2 separate regions of the Homo sapiens genome follow, and region 1 is linked to region 2. A link is a loop called in an ENCODE intact Hi-C map of the cell type or tissue named here. Cell type or tissue: heart right ventricle. All regions are shown on one strand. Each heading gives the region's core, and the rest is flanking DNA. Links, peaks and the distances in the headings are about the cores only. Region 1 overlaps VLDLR-AS1 (VLDLR antisense RNA 1). Region 2 has its middle 120 kb from the start of VLDLR.

What was found. Hi-C counts contacts between places; a loop is a spot of excess contacts. Peaks named below come from ENCODE experiments on the same cell type or tissue, not always from the same donor. Only the 100,000 strongest peaks of a DNase experiment are listed, where the experiment ranks them.
Region 1: a loop joins it to region 2, with 2.7 times the contacts of the local background. A loop is called at or near these places in 21 of 110 quality-filtered maps.

Annotation. Positions count from the first base shown.
Region 1 is chr9:2,556,154-2,563,417 of GRCh38, reverse strand. The region is part of intron 1 of VLDLR-AS1 (VLDLR antisense RNA 1); the gene reads left to right. Among named protein-coding and RNA genes, the nearest start is that of VLDLR, 62 kb to the left of the region's middle. In heart right ventricle, for the core only: no CTCF peak of the experiment used is centred there; DNase peaks (open chromatin) are centred at 3,122 and 3,767; H3K27ac peaks cover 2,500 bases.
Region 2 is chr9:2,496,508-2,501,653 of GRCh38, reverse strand. It overlaps a transcript of LOC101930053 not described here. Among named protein-coding and RNA genes, the nearest start is that of VLDLR, 120 kb to the left of the region's middle. In heart right ventricle, for the core only: no CTCF peak of the experiment used is centred there; no DNase peak of the experiment used is centred there; H3K27ac peaks cover 1,762 bases.

The DNA.
Region 1 (7,264 bases), core at 2,469-4,968, 62 kb before region 2:
CCTCCTGAGTAGTGGGGATTACAGGCAGGCACCACCACGCCTGGCTAATTTTGTACTTTTAGTAGAGATGGGGTTTCTCCATGTTGATCAGGCTGGTCTTGAACTCCTGACCTCAGATGATCCACCCACCTTGGCCTCCCAAAGTGCTGGGATTACAGGCATGAGCCACCACACCCGGCCATATTTAGTCCTTTTAAATTTTTAATTTTTGTGGGCATATAGTAGGTATATATAATTATAGGCAGTACATGAGATGTTTTGGTATAGATATGCAGTGCATAATCACATCATGGTAAACAAGATATCCATTACCACAAGCATTTACCCTTTGAGTTACAAACAATCCAATTATATTCTTTCAGTTATTTTAAAATGTAGTCAAATTATTATTGACTAGTCCCCCTATTGTACTATCAAATATTGGATATTATTCATTCTAACTATTTTTTTGTACCCGTTAACCAACCCCAGTACCCCCCGTCACTACCCTTCACAGCCTCTGGTAACCATCATTCTATTCTCTATCTCCATGAGTTCAATTGTTTTAATTTTAAGCTCCCACAAATAAGTGGGGACATGCAAAGTTTGTCTTTCTGTGCCTGGCTTTTTTCACTTTACATAATGACCTCAAGTTCCATCTATGTTGTTGCAAATGATAGGATCTCATGATTTTTTTATGGCTGAATAGCACTCCATTGTGTATATGTGCCACATTTTTTAAATCCATTCATCTGTTGATGGACACTGAGCTCGCTTCCAAGTCTTGGCTATTGTGAGTAGTGCTGCAATAAACATAGGACTGCAAATAGCTCTTTAATATATTGATTTCCTTTCTTTTGGATATATACATAGCAGTGGGATTGTTGGATCATATGCTATCTCTATTTTAGTTTAATTTAATTTAATTTAGTTTTAGGGGTACATGTGCAAGTTGGTTCTATGGATAAATTGCATGTCATGGGGGTTTGGTGTACATGGTATGTTGTCACCAAGATAATAAGCATAGTACCTGATAGGCAGTTTTTCTGTCCTCAGCTACCTCCCACCCTCCACCCTCAAGTAGGCCCCAATGACTGCATAAACAAACTAACAAACAAGCAAAGAGAAAATTAATTTTAAAAAACCTATGCTTTAACTTCGTCCTTCTGCTTTTTAACTTTTTGTTGTTTCAATTTATGTTTTATTGTATTGCCTATGTCTTGAAAAGTTGTTGTAATTCTATTTTATCATTTCATCTTTTAGTCTTTTTACTTAAGACATGAGTAGTTCGCACACCACAATTACAGTGCTAGAATATTCTGTGTTTTATTCTGCACTTACTAATACCAGTGATTCTGTATCTTCAGGTGATTTCCTATTGCTTGTTAACATCCTTTGCTTTCTGACGGAAGAACTCCCCTTAGCATTTCTTGTGGGACAGGTCTGGTGTTGATGGAATCCCTGAGGTTTTTTTTTTGTCTGGGAAAGTCTTTATTTCTCCTTCATGATGGAAAGGTATTTTTGCTGGATAAACTATTCTAGGGTAACATAGAACTTTTTTTTCCTTCAGCACTTAAAATATGTCATGCTACTCTCTCCTGGCCTGTAAGGTTTCCACTGAAAAGTCTGCTGCCAGCCATATTGGAGGTCCATTGTATGTTATTTGTTTCTCTTCTCTTGCTGCTTTTAGGATCCTTTCTTTGTCCTTGACCTTTGGAAGTTTGATTATTAAATGACTTAAGGTAATCTTTTTTGGGTTAAATCTGCTTAGTGTTCTATAACCTTCCTGTACTTGAATATTGATATCTTTCTCTAGTTTTGGGAAGTTTTTTGTTATTATCTCTGAATGAACTTTTTACCCATATCTCACTCTCTACCTCCCTTTTAAGGCCAGTAACTCTTAGATTTGCCCTTTTGATGCTACTTTCTAGATTTTGTAGGCCTGCTTCATTGTTTTTTTATTCTTTTTTCTTTTGTCTCCTCTGTATTTTCAAATAGTCTGTCTTCAAGCTCACTAATTCTTTCTTCTGCTTGGTAATTTCTGCTACCAAGAGACTCTCATGCATTCTTCAGTATATCAATTGCATTTTTCAGCTTCAGAATGTCTGATTCTTTTTAATTATTTCAGTCTCTGTTAAATTTATCCGATAGCATACTGAAATCCTTGTCTGTGATCCTCAACACAGCTATTTTGAATTATCTGTCTGAAAGGTCACATATTTGGCTCTCCAGGATTGGTCCCTGGTGTCTTATTTAGTTCATTTGGTGAGATCATGTTTTCCTGGATGGTCTTGATGTTTATAGATGTTTGCTGGTGTCTGGGCATTGGAGAGTTAGGTATTTATTGTAGTCTTTGCAGTCTTGGCTTTTTTTATACCCATCCTTCTGGAGAAGGCTTTTCAGATATTCAAAGGGACTTGGGTATTGTTATCTATGTTTTTGGCCACCGCAGCCATGTCTGCATTGGGGGTGCACCACGCGTCCAGTAACGCTGTGGCTCTTGCAGCCTTGTAGAGGTACTGCCGTGGTGGTCTTCGATAGGATCCAGAAGAATTCTCTGGATTACCAGGCAGAGACTCTTACTCTCTTCTCTTACTTTCTCCCAAACAGAGTCTTTCTCTCTTTCTGTGCAGAGCTGCCTGGAGCTGGGGGAGGGGTGACACAATCATCCTTATGACGACCACTAGGACTGTACTGAGGCAGACCTGAAGCCAGCACAGCACTAGTCTCACCCAAGGCTCACTATAACCACTACATGGCTACTGCCTATGTTCACTCAAGACCTTAGGGCTCTACGATCAGCAGGTGGCAAAGCCAGCCAGGCTTTTGTTCTTCCCTTCAGGGTGATGAGTTCCCCTTGGTCCTAGGTAGGTCCAGAGGTGCCATTTGGGAGCAGGGCCTGGAATCAGAAACCTTAGGAATCTAGCTGGTGCTCTGTTCTACTGCAGCTAAGCTGTCACCCAAGCAACAAGAAAAAGTCCTTCCCACTTTTATCTACCCTTTCCACAAACAGAGGAGTCTGTCCCCATGGCCACCACTGCTCCAGACACATGGGAAGCACTGCCTGGCTACTGTCAATGTTTACTCAAGGCTCAGGAGCCCTTCAGTTGGCTTGTGGTGAATGCTGCCACTCCTGGGACTCTTCCTTCAGGGAAGGGGGCTTCCCTTTGGCCCAGAGCAGGTCAGAAATTCTGTCTAAGAGCCAAGGCCAAGGATGTCCCTTAGCCTCAGGGACCCTAAGATCCTGCTTGGTACCTTCTGTGGCCAAGCTGGTACCTAGGCTGCAAGACAAAGTCCCCTTTACTCTTTCTTCTGCTTTTCTCTATCAGAAGGAGGCTCTCCTTGTAGCCACCACAACTGGTCCATCTTAGAGTTAAACACTAGACCCATGGCAGGTACTGCCTGGCTACTGCTGCTGATTATTCAGGGCCCATGGGCTCTGTAGTCAGCAGGTGATGAATCCAATCAGGATTGTGTCCCTCCCCTCAACGCAACAGATTCCCTTCTGGCCCAGGATATGTCTAGAAATGTCATCTTAGAGCTAGGGCCTGGAATGGGTGCCTCAGGACTCTGGGCAGTGCCCTATTCTATTGTGGCTGAGCTGGTATCCAAGCTGTAAGACAAAGTCTTCTTTATTCTTCCCTCTCCTCCCCACAAACAGAAGGAAAGAGTCTCTTTCAGAGGCTGCAAGCTGCACTGTGCAGGGTTGAGGGAGAGATAGCACAGACACTTTCTTGGCTGCCCCAGATGGTATTGCACTTAGTCACATGCTTCCCAAGTCCACTGGCTCTGAGCCCAGCACAGCATTAGGATTTGCCTAGGAGTTGCTGTTCTTGTGGCCTAGACTGCATTTCACTGTTATTTAGGACCCCAGAACACTTTAGCCTGCGATGGTGAGGCTTGCTGGAACTTGAGTTTTGACCATTGAGATGGACAATTTTTTTCTAGCTAGGGGTGGTCTAAACGTTCCCTCTGTGGACGTCAGCTGAGTTCTTCCCAGTGTTGCTTCCCACTGTAACAGGGCAGCACTGAATTCCAATGTAAATTCCCTAAATTACTGTGCTCTCCCTCCTCCAACACACATATTCTCTTTTTGTGCTACACGGCTGCTGCCAGGGGGTGTGGGAGGGGTGGCATTGGCAGTTCAAGACTGTCTTTCCTATCCTCTTCAGTGCCTCTTTCAATGATATGAAGTTCAAGCCAGGTACTGTGATTGCTCACCTGATTTTGTTCTTATGAAGGTGCTTTTTTTGTGGAGATTGTTGTTAAATTTTGTGTTCCTTTAGAGGTCAATTGGTGGAGCCTTCTATTTGTAGATCTTGCTCTACCTCTCTAGACAATTTTTTAGTTAGGTTGTTTATTTTCTTATGGTTGAGTTTTAAGAGTTTTTTGTATATTTCAGATAATAGTTCTTTATCACATTTGTCTTTTCAAATATTTTCTCCCAGTCTGTGTCTTGCCATTTCATTTTCTTGACAATGTCCTTCATAGAGCAGCAAGTTATAGTTTTAATGAAGTCTAGCTTATTAATTATTTCCTTCACAGTTCACGCCTTTGGTGTTGTATCTAAAAACTCATCTAAAAAACCAATGTTGTCTAGATTTTCTCCTATGTTATCTTCTAAAGATTTTATAGTTTTACATTTAAGTTTATAACCTATTCACGTTAATTTTTCTGATGGGAGTAAGGTCTGTTTCTAGTTTTGTTTTGTATTGTTTTGTTTTGCATGTGGATGTCCAGTTGTTATAGCACAACTTATTGAAAGACTATCTTTTCTTCCTTGTAATAGCCTTTCTTCCTTTGTGGTCTATCTTCGTGAATTTTCCATGTGAGATTGGCGGGAGTGTACATTCTGCTGTACTGGATAAAGTATTCCATAGATGCCCATTATTTCCATTTAATTGATGGTATCGTTGAGTTCAGCTATACCCTTACTGATTTTCTGCCTGCTAGATCTGTTCATTCCTGATACAAGAGTGTTGAAGTCTTTAACTACAATAGTGGATGAATCTATTTCTCCTTACAGCTCTATCAGTTTTTGCCGCACATATTTTGACACTCTGTTGTTAGGTACATACATATAAGGATTATTATGTTTTTTTGGTGAATTTACTCCTTTATCATTATGTAATACATTTTTTATCCCTAATAATTTTCTTTGCTCTAAAGTCTGCTCTGTCTGAAATTGATATAGTGAATCTCACTTTCTTTTGATTAGTGTAAGCATGTTATATCTTTCTTCATCCATTTACTTTTAATTTACATGCATCTTTATATTTAAAGTGAGTTTTTTCCAAGATGAAATATTTGAAATACCAGATAAAGAAATCAAAAGGTTGATTGTTAAGTTACTCAAGAAAATGCAAGAGAAAGGTAAAAACCAACATAAAGAAATTTAAAAAACAATTCAGGATGTGAATGAAAAAATTTTCTAAAGAGATAGATATTTTAAAGAAATACCAATCAAAATTTCTGGAAATGAAAGACACCTTTAAAGAATTACAAAATGCAGTGGAAAGTGTTAACAGCAGACTAGACCAAGTAGAAGAGAGAATTTCAGAGCTTGAAGACAAGGCTTTTGAATTAAACCAATCAGACAAAAATAAACAAAAAAAAGAAATGAACAAAGTTTCCAAAAAATATGGAATTATGTAAAATGGCCAAACCTAAGAATAATTAGCGTTCATGAAGGGAAAGAAAAAGCAAAAATTTGGAAAACCTATCTGAGGGAACAATTGAAGAAAACTTTCCTTGTTTTGCTAGAGATTTATACATCCAAATACAAGAAGCTCAAAGAACTTCTGAGAGATTCATTGCAAAAAGATAACACCAAGGTGTATAGTCATCAGGCGATCTAAAGTCAACACAAAGGAAATAATTTTATTTTTAAACTTTTAAGTTCTGGATACATGTGCAGGATGTACAGGTCTATTACATAGGTAACCATGTGTCATGGTTGGTTGTTGAACAGATTATTTCATCACCAGGTATTGAACCTAGTATCCATTAGTTATTTTTCCTGATCCCCTCTTTCCTCCATTCCCACGTCTGATAGGCCCCAGTGTATGTTGTTTCCCTCTATGTGTCCCTGTGTTCTCATTGCGCAGCTCCCACTTATAAGTGACAACATGCGATATTTGGTTTTCTGTTCCTCTGTTAGTTTGCTAAGGAATAATGCCTCCAGCTCCATCCATGTCCCCTGCAAAGGACATGATCTCATTCTTTTTTATGGCTGCATAGTATTCCATGAGGTATATGTACCACATTTTCTTTATCCAGTCTATCATTAATGGGCATTTGGGTTGATTCTATTTCTTTGTTATTGTGAATAGTAATGCAATGAACATACATATGCATATGTCTTTATAATAGAATGATTTATATTCCTTTGGGTATATACCCAGTGATGGGATTGCTGGGTCAGATGATATTTCTGTCTTTAGGTCTTTGAGGAATCGCTACTCTTTCACAATGGTTGAACTAATTTACATTACCACCAAGAGTGGAAAAGCATTCCTATTTCTCTACAACCTCACCAGCATCTATTATTTTTGGACTTTTTAATAATAGCCATTCTGATTTGTGTGTGATAGTATCTCATTGTGGTTTCAATTTGCATTTCTCTAATGATCAGTGATGCTGAGCTTCTTTTCATATGCTTGCTGCTGTATGCATGTCTTCTTTTTGAAAAGTGTCTATGTTCTTTGCCTACTTTTTAATGGGGTTGTTTTTTCTTATAAATTTGTTTAAGTTCCTTATAGATGCAGGATATTAGACCTTTGTCAGATGCATAGTTGTTGGGAAAAGCTGAGTGTTGGGAGAAGCTGAGGCAGGGCTTGCATGTCTGACATAATGTAAAAGAGTCTTGGAACATGTCCGGGGTCCAGGGTCTAAAACACCTTGTGGCCTTTGGAACACCAAGCTCTGTGCTAAAGGGTGGAAGGCTACCCTGACTCACCATAATCTAAGCCCAGGGCATAAAATCCCTTGTGGCTTGGATAGAATCCAGGGCTTGTGGCTCTGGAATGTGTCTAGACTTGCTGGCTCCTTGCCCCTTGCTCTCCTGGGATCAATTGTATCTTTAGTTAAAAGAACCTCCTCTCCATTATCTCAAGTAGCAGAGCAAATGCTAAACCGTCACATGCTAAATCATGTGCTTAATGCAACACGCCCTTTTGACCCCCACATTCTCACCACCTGTTTCTTTGTTGGATTACCAATAAATAGGGTGGGCTCCCAGAGCTCAGGGCCTTCACAGCCTCCACAATCACGATGGCCCTTTGGT
Region 2 (5,146 bases), core at 2,630-5,129:
AGTGAGGGAGGTAAGTAAAATCAGGGTATTGATTCACCTGGCTCACTCCTTGGGAGCCCACCTTGGGCTGTGTCTCATTTCTAGGTAGTCCTCTCAACATGACTTTCTTCTTCCCAATTCTGGCAACTCCTTCTTGTCTCCTTGTGCATAAGGGTGGTGTAAGCACTTCAGCTTCTAATCTTTGCTTTTTGCCTGCAAACCATTGTGGTTCTATTACATCCTGAATACACCCTTGTAAAAAGTTCCTTATTAAATAAACCTTCTTTGAATTATCCTAATATGAGTGTTCTGTCTCACTGGGATCCTGACTGATACAAGCAGTTTCCATGTAAATGGTGGATATATGTTTGCAAAGTATGTTGAGTTTTGCTTTAGTATACTTGATGCTAAGCCAGCTGTTCAGCTACTTAAGAAGGTGACCCTGGTTTGCAATGATAAAATTCTATTATAGAGTAGGATGCTTATCTCCCTATTTCCTTTGGCAGGAAAGTATATATTCAATGAGGTACAGAGAAGGGGAGCTAGAACATTAGTTCTGTTTTACAGCATTTAGAATTACAATTTCTGTTGCCAAAATGTTCCTCTTACCCATTATGATTCTGACATTAATACTATATTCCAGGCTTTGAAGAAGCATTAATAGTTTGGGATTTTACCAAGATGATACATGCGGATGAGAGGTTGATAAATGTTGCAAAAAGTCCTTGTTATTAACTGTTTTATTGCTGAGATGGAACAGGATAGTAACACTCAGAAGTTTAATAGTTGTGCCTGAAACACATTTTCTTTCATGATAAACATTTGAGTGACAGAGAGTCCAGAAATGGGTTGTGAAGAGAGCACAAAGTGTGTGCTTTTATTGTTTGCTTGGCAGAGGTTCCGCCATGGAGAACAACATCATAAAATTTACATTTGTTATTGATCTTTTTGCCTGAGCCCCACCCTAATACCTCCATTAGAATCTGTTAGAAGTAAGTTTTTCCAGATGATGAATTCCTTGTGAAAAGAGATGAACTGTGAGTTTGTAGCTCACAGTTTGTAACTGCGAGCCTCCTTTCCTCCTTATTTTGCCTATTAAAGTCATTACTGAATTATAAATTAGGGTGGCCAGATGGGATAATCAAAGCTGGTTTCAACCCATCTATAATCCGTTGATCCATAGATAAGACAGAAAGCTTGTCTCAGAAGATGGTACTTGTGTACATCTCAAGAGAATTGGAGAGAGGCTACCTGCATCATTGATCACTAACCTTTATAGATAAAAGCAATTTCAAAGGCCATCTACCCCCTAATGCTATAGATGAGGAGACTGAGACCCTGAGATATTAAAAGACTTACCCAGGAAAACAGCTGTATTAATCTGTCAGGGTAGCCATAACAAAGTATCACAAACTGGGTGGCTTAAACAACAGGACTTTACTGTCTCACAGTTCTGGAGATGGAGCATCCACAAGTCAAAGGGTTGGCAGGATTGGTTCCTTCTATGGCTGTAAGGAAAGGATGTGTTCCAGAGCTCTCTCTTTGGCTTGTAGATGGCCATCTTCTCCCTGTGTCTCTTCACATTATCCTCCCTCTTTGCATGTTTGTATTCAAATTTCCTCTTCTTATAAGGACACCAGTCATACTGGATTAGGGCTTACTCTAATGACCTTATTTTAACTTGATTGCCCCTGTAAAGACCCTCTTTTCTAAAGATCACATTCTGAGGTACTGAGGGTTAGGACTTCAACATATGAATTGTTTGGTGGACACAGTCCAACCCCTAAGCACATCGACTGTCTGAAAACTGACTAGAATCTTGGTCCTCTGATGCTCTTGTTCATTTTTTTCCTATTACACTACTGTGCCTTTTAATATTCTTGTTCCCGTTGCTACAGAGACCATTCCCTCTTTCACAGAACTAAGAGACAGGGATGTGGTTAAAACCTGAACTTTTCTCAGACACTTCAAATGATTCCATTTAGGGGAATATAAGGCCAAAGTAAATTTAGAGAAGTTATGATCCTTATTAATATAACCTGAACATACTCCTCTTGGGGATAAAGATAAACAATGATTTTTTTTTATGATCACATGGCTGTTAATGTTGAACTTTTAGAGTTAGACACAAAATTCTCTCAGACTTATTTTATGAACTGCAGTTTATATTATTAAATTGTGATGATAAATGAGTTTGCTCAGTTATTCTCTTCTTTGACTTGACTTTCTCTACCTCTGAAAAATAGCCTACCAGGGAAAGGAGGTTTTCTTTCTGGATGTCCTACAGATGAAGCTTTGGCAGAACCATTGTCAATCCAGGCATTTAATTCTCCTGAAATCATGTTGTCAGTTCAGGGATGCTTGAAGCATATAAAGTTTAGGAGGCAACGGAATCAGTGCCGGATATTTAGGGATATGTTTGCATGTAGGTAGGCAGGATATTTTTATGTTGTACCAAGTGGTCTTTTCAGGAAAATGGGTCTAGACAAGACAAATAAGTTTTTAATTCATGTCAGGTCACTGAAGCCAATGTGGCCTATCACCCTCACATCAACCAAAATTGCTTGGATTAAAGGTTGGAACAGAAGAAAACTAATAGGGTATTAAACTCTTCAATAATGACTTCATTCTTCCCATTCTCACATGGCCTAAAATGCTTATTTTCAAGGAGGGGAACCTAATGCTGAGAGAAATAACGTGATTAGTCCAAGAACACAGTATACTCCTCCCATACAGCAATGTGCTTCTGCCCAGTATAGCAGGTGTAATGCAGGACTCAGGTGCTGTGTGCTAAGTGGCAGTTCTAACTGTCTAGCAGTATTTACTAGGGAACACCTAAGTTTGGGCCTTACCTACTAAACCAAGTCACAGAATATGTCTCTTGGTACTTAGAGGTAGGAGGTTTTAGGATGTACCCCTGCACTCCTCCCCACCAGCAGTGTCTCCCAATGCTCACCTCTTAGATCATCAGCCTTTCATATATGTCAAGAAAAAAACTTTCATTAAGTGATTAGACAAATTTGGAAAATGCCACGTACTGCATCCCTTTCTTAGATATTCATCACGCATGTTAGCATATTGACAGCTTTGCAATGTCTGGCAATGAAAAAGCCATTTAACTTTCTTTAACCAGGAGTTTCCAAAAGTTATCTGACAGAACCATTTGTTCATATAAAACCCGTAAGTTGCAAGCAACACATTTTGAGAAACCCTGTCTAAAATTTGCGTAAGTCAGGGAAACATATACATTAACAAATAATTTAGATCAGGTTCAGAGATGACAGAGCAAGAGATCTATGGAGATATCCTTATAGAACAGGTGAGTGATAATCCTTATAATCGGCCCCAAAATATTCCTTGTGGCTATTAGCAGGAAGGGAATCCTAAGCTGGGCTGGGCAGGCTTTTCACATTACAGTCTTTCCTCATTGTGGGGGTGTGGATGACTGTGTGAGGGGGTGTGGATGACTGTGTGAATGTATTTGTGTTTGACCTAGATAATCAGGTGGTTTAGAAAAGAAATAGAGCACTGGCCTAATGATCACAAGGTACGGTGTGTTTTTGGCCTTTATCATGGACTTGTGATGTGACATCTCAGCAGTCCCAGCGCTCCACTAGTTAGTGTGGATGCTGTTGTACAACCTCCATCCCTCTGTGCAACACAGGCCTTTAGTGTCCAAAGGCCTCTCTGTTCACTTGGGACCTCAGCAAATGCTGTCTGAAGGTGAAAGGGAAAAGGAGCATGTTGTCGGGCTGATGACATAATGTCTACAATGTTCCGGTCACCTCAGGAGGAGAAGGTTTGGTGCAAAGGACCCTGCTGTTCCTGAGGGAGGTGTGAATGACTGCCTGACACCCTATATAAACCCTGCAGCACAGCCTGATTGGGCCACACAGAATGTTTGTAGTTAGATGCTCCTATAACAAAGACCCTTTGGTTTTAAACAACAGAAACCACCTTGAACTTGCTTTGGGAAAAGAAGACACTTTTAGGGTAGTAAAATACTTAAGCATCTGATAAAGTTTAAAGAATTTAAGCAACCACATCTCAAAGTTCAGAAACACAATGGTGCAGGGGATCTGCCTTTTTCTCTGTGTCTGTGTCTCAGCTGTAATTCTTGGCAAAGAGAATTGTATAGGCCCAATTATTGGTCAAATCCCCACTCTAGTTCATTTAGCTATAGCATAGCTAATGGCCATGTCTCTCTCATTTTTTCTGTTAGAATCCCAATTTGTTCAGAAGAGTGTGACAACAGCTTGATCTCAGGGAAGATAAATTCCCACTGCAGTCCCAGAGGATGAATTGTGATAGTCTAAACCAGTCATAGTAATCCCATTTTTCTTTGTCAGTAATTGGTTGACAGTGGCATTGTGACCCAATTCTAATGTAGCAGTTATAAATAGAAGTTAGTTGGATATGATTCTGGGAAAGCTTTTGTCTTTCCTATAAAAAGGAACAACAGATTTACCAAGCATGGCTCTGTCTCCTTCTGCTTTTCTCCTTCTCTGGAATGCAGGCATGATGCCTGGTGATTCAGCAGCCATCTTGTAACCATGATGTGACAAGTATGAGAGGAAAGCTGTGTGCTAAGAATAGAGGGTGCAAAGGAGAAAGAGCCAAGGTCTCTGTATGGTTGAATTGCTGCACTGACACTGGACAGCATCCCTCCTGATTTGTTCTTATTTGAGAAAAATGAAAACCTATTTGTTGACATCACAGTGTACTTTAATAGGTTGTTGTTATTGTTGCCTTTACCTGCAACCAAAAACATTCCTAAGTGAGAAAATTATATAGTAAAAACGGGTGCCAGGAGCCAACTCCTATGGCTCAGAGAATGATTCTCAGATCTTTAATGGGATAGAAGAACAGGGGATGGCACCTACAACGGTTAGATATTCAAAAGTATCTACCAAGCCACCCTGGAGTCTTGAAATCTCACCACTGCTTTAGAGCATAGAGAGAAACCCTGTTCATGCCACTGCACACCTGTCCTAGATAGAATTAACTAACTAATTCTACTGATATTTATTGACTCTGCATTATCTGCTTGACATTTTTCTAGGTGCTGAGGATTGATTGGTGAAGACAGAGAGGGTCTTGGTTCTAACTGAGCTCACATTCTAAAAGAGAAAATAGAAAATAAACACGAAAAACGAATGGGATCACT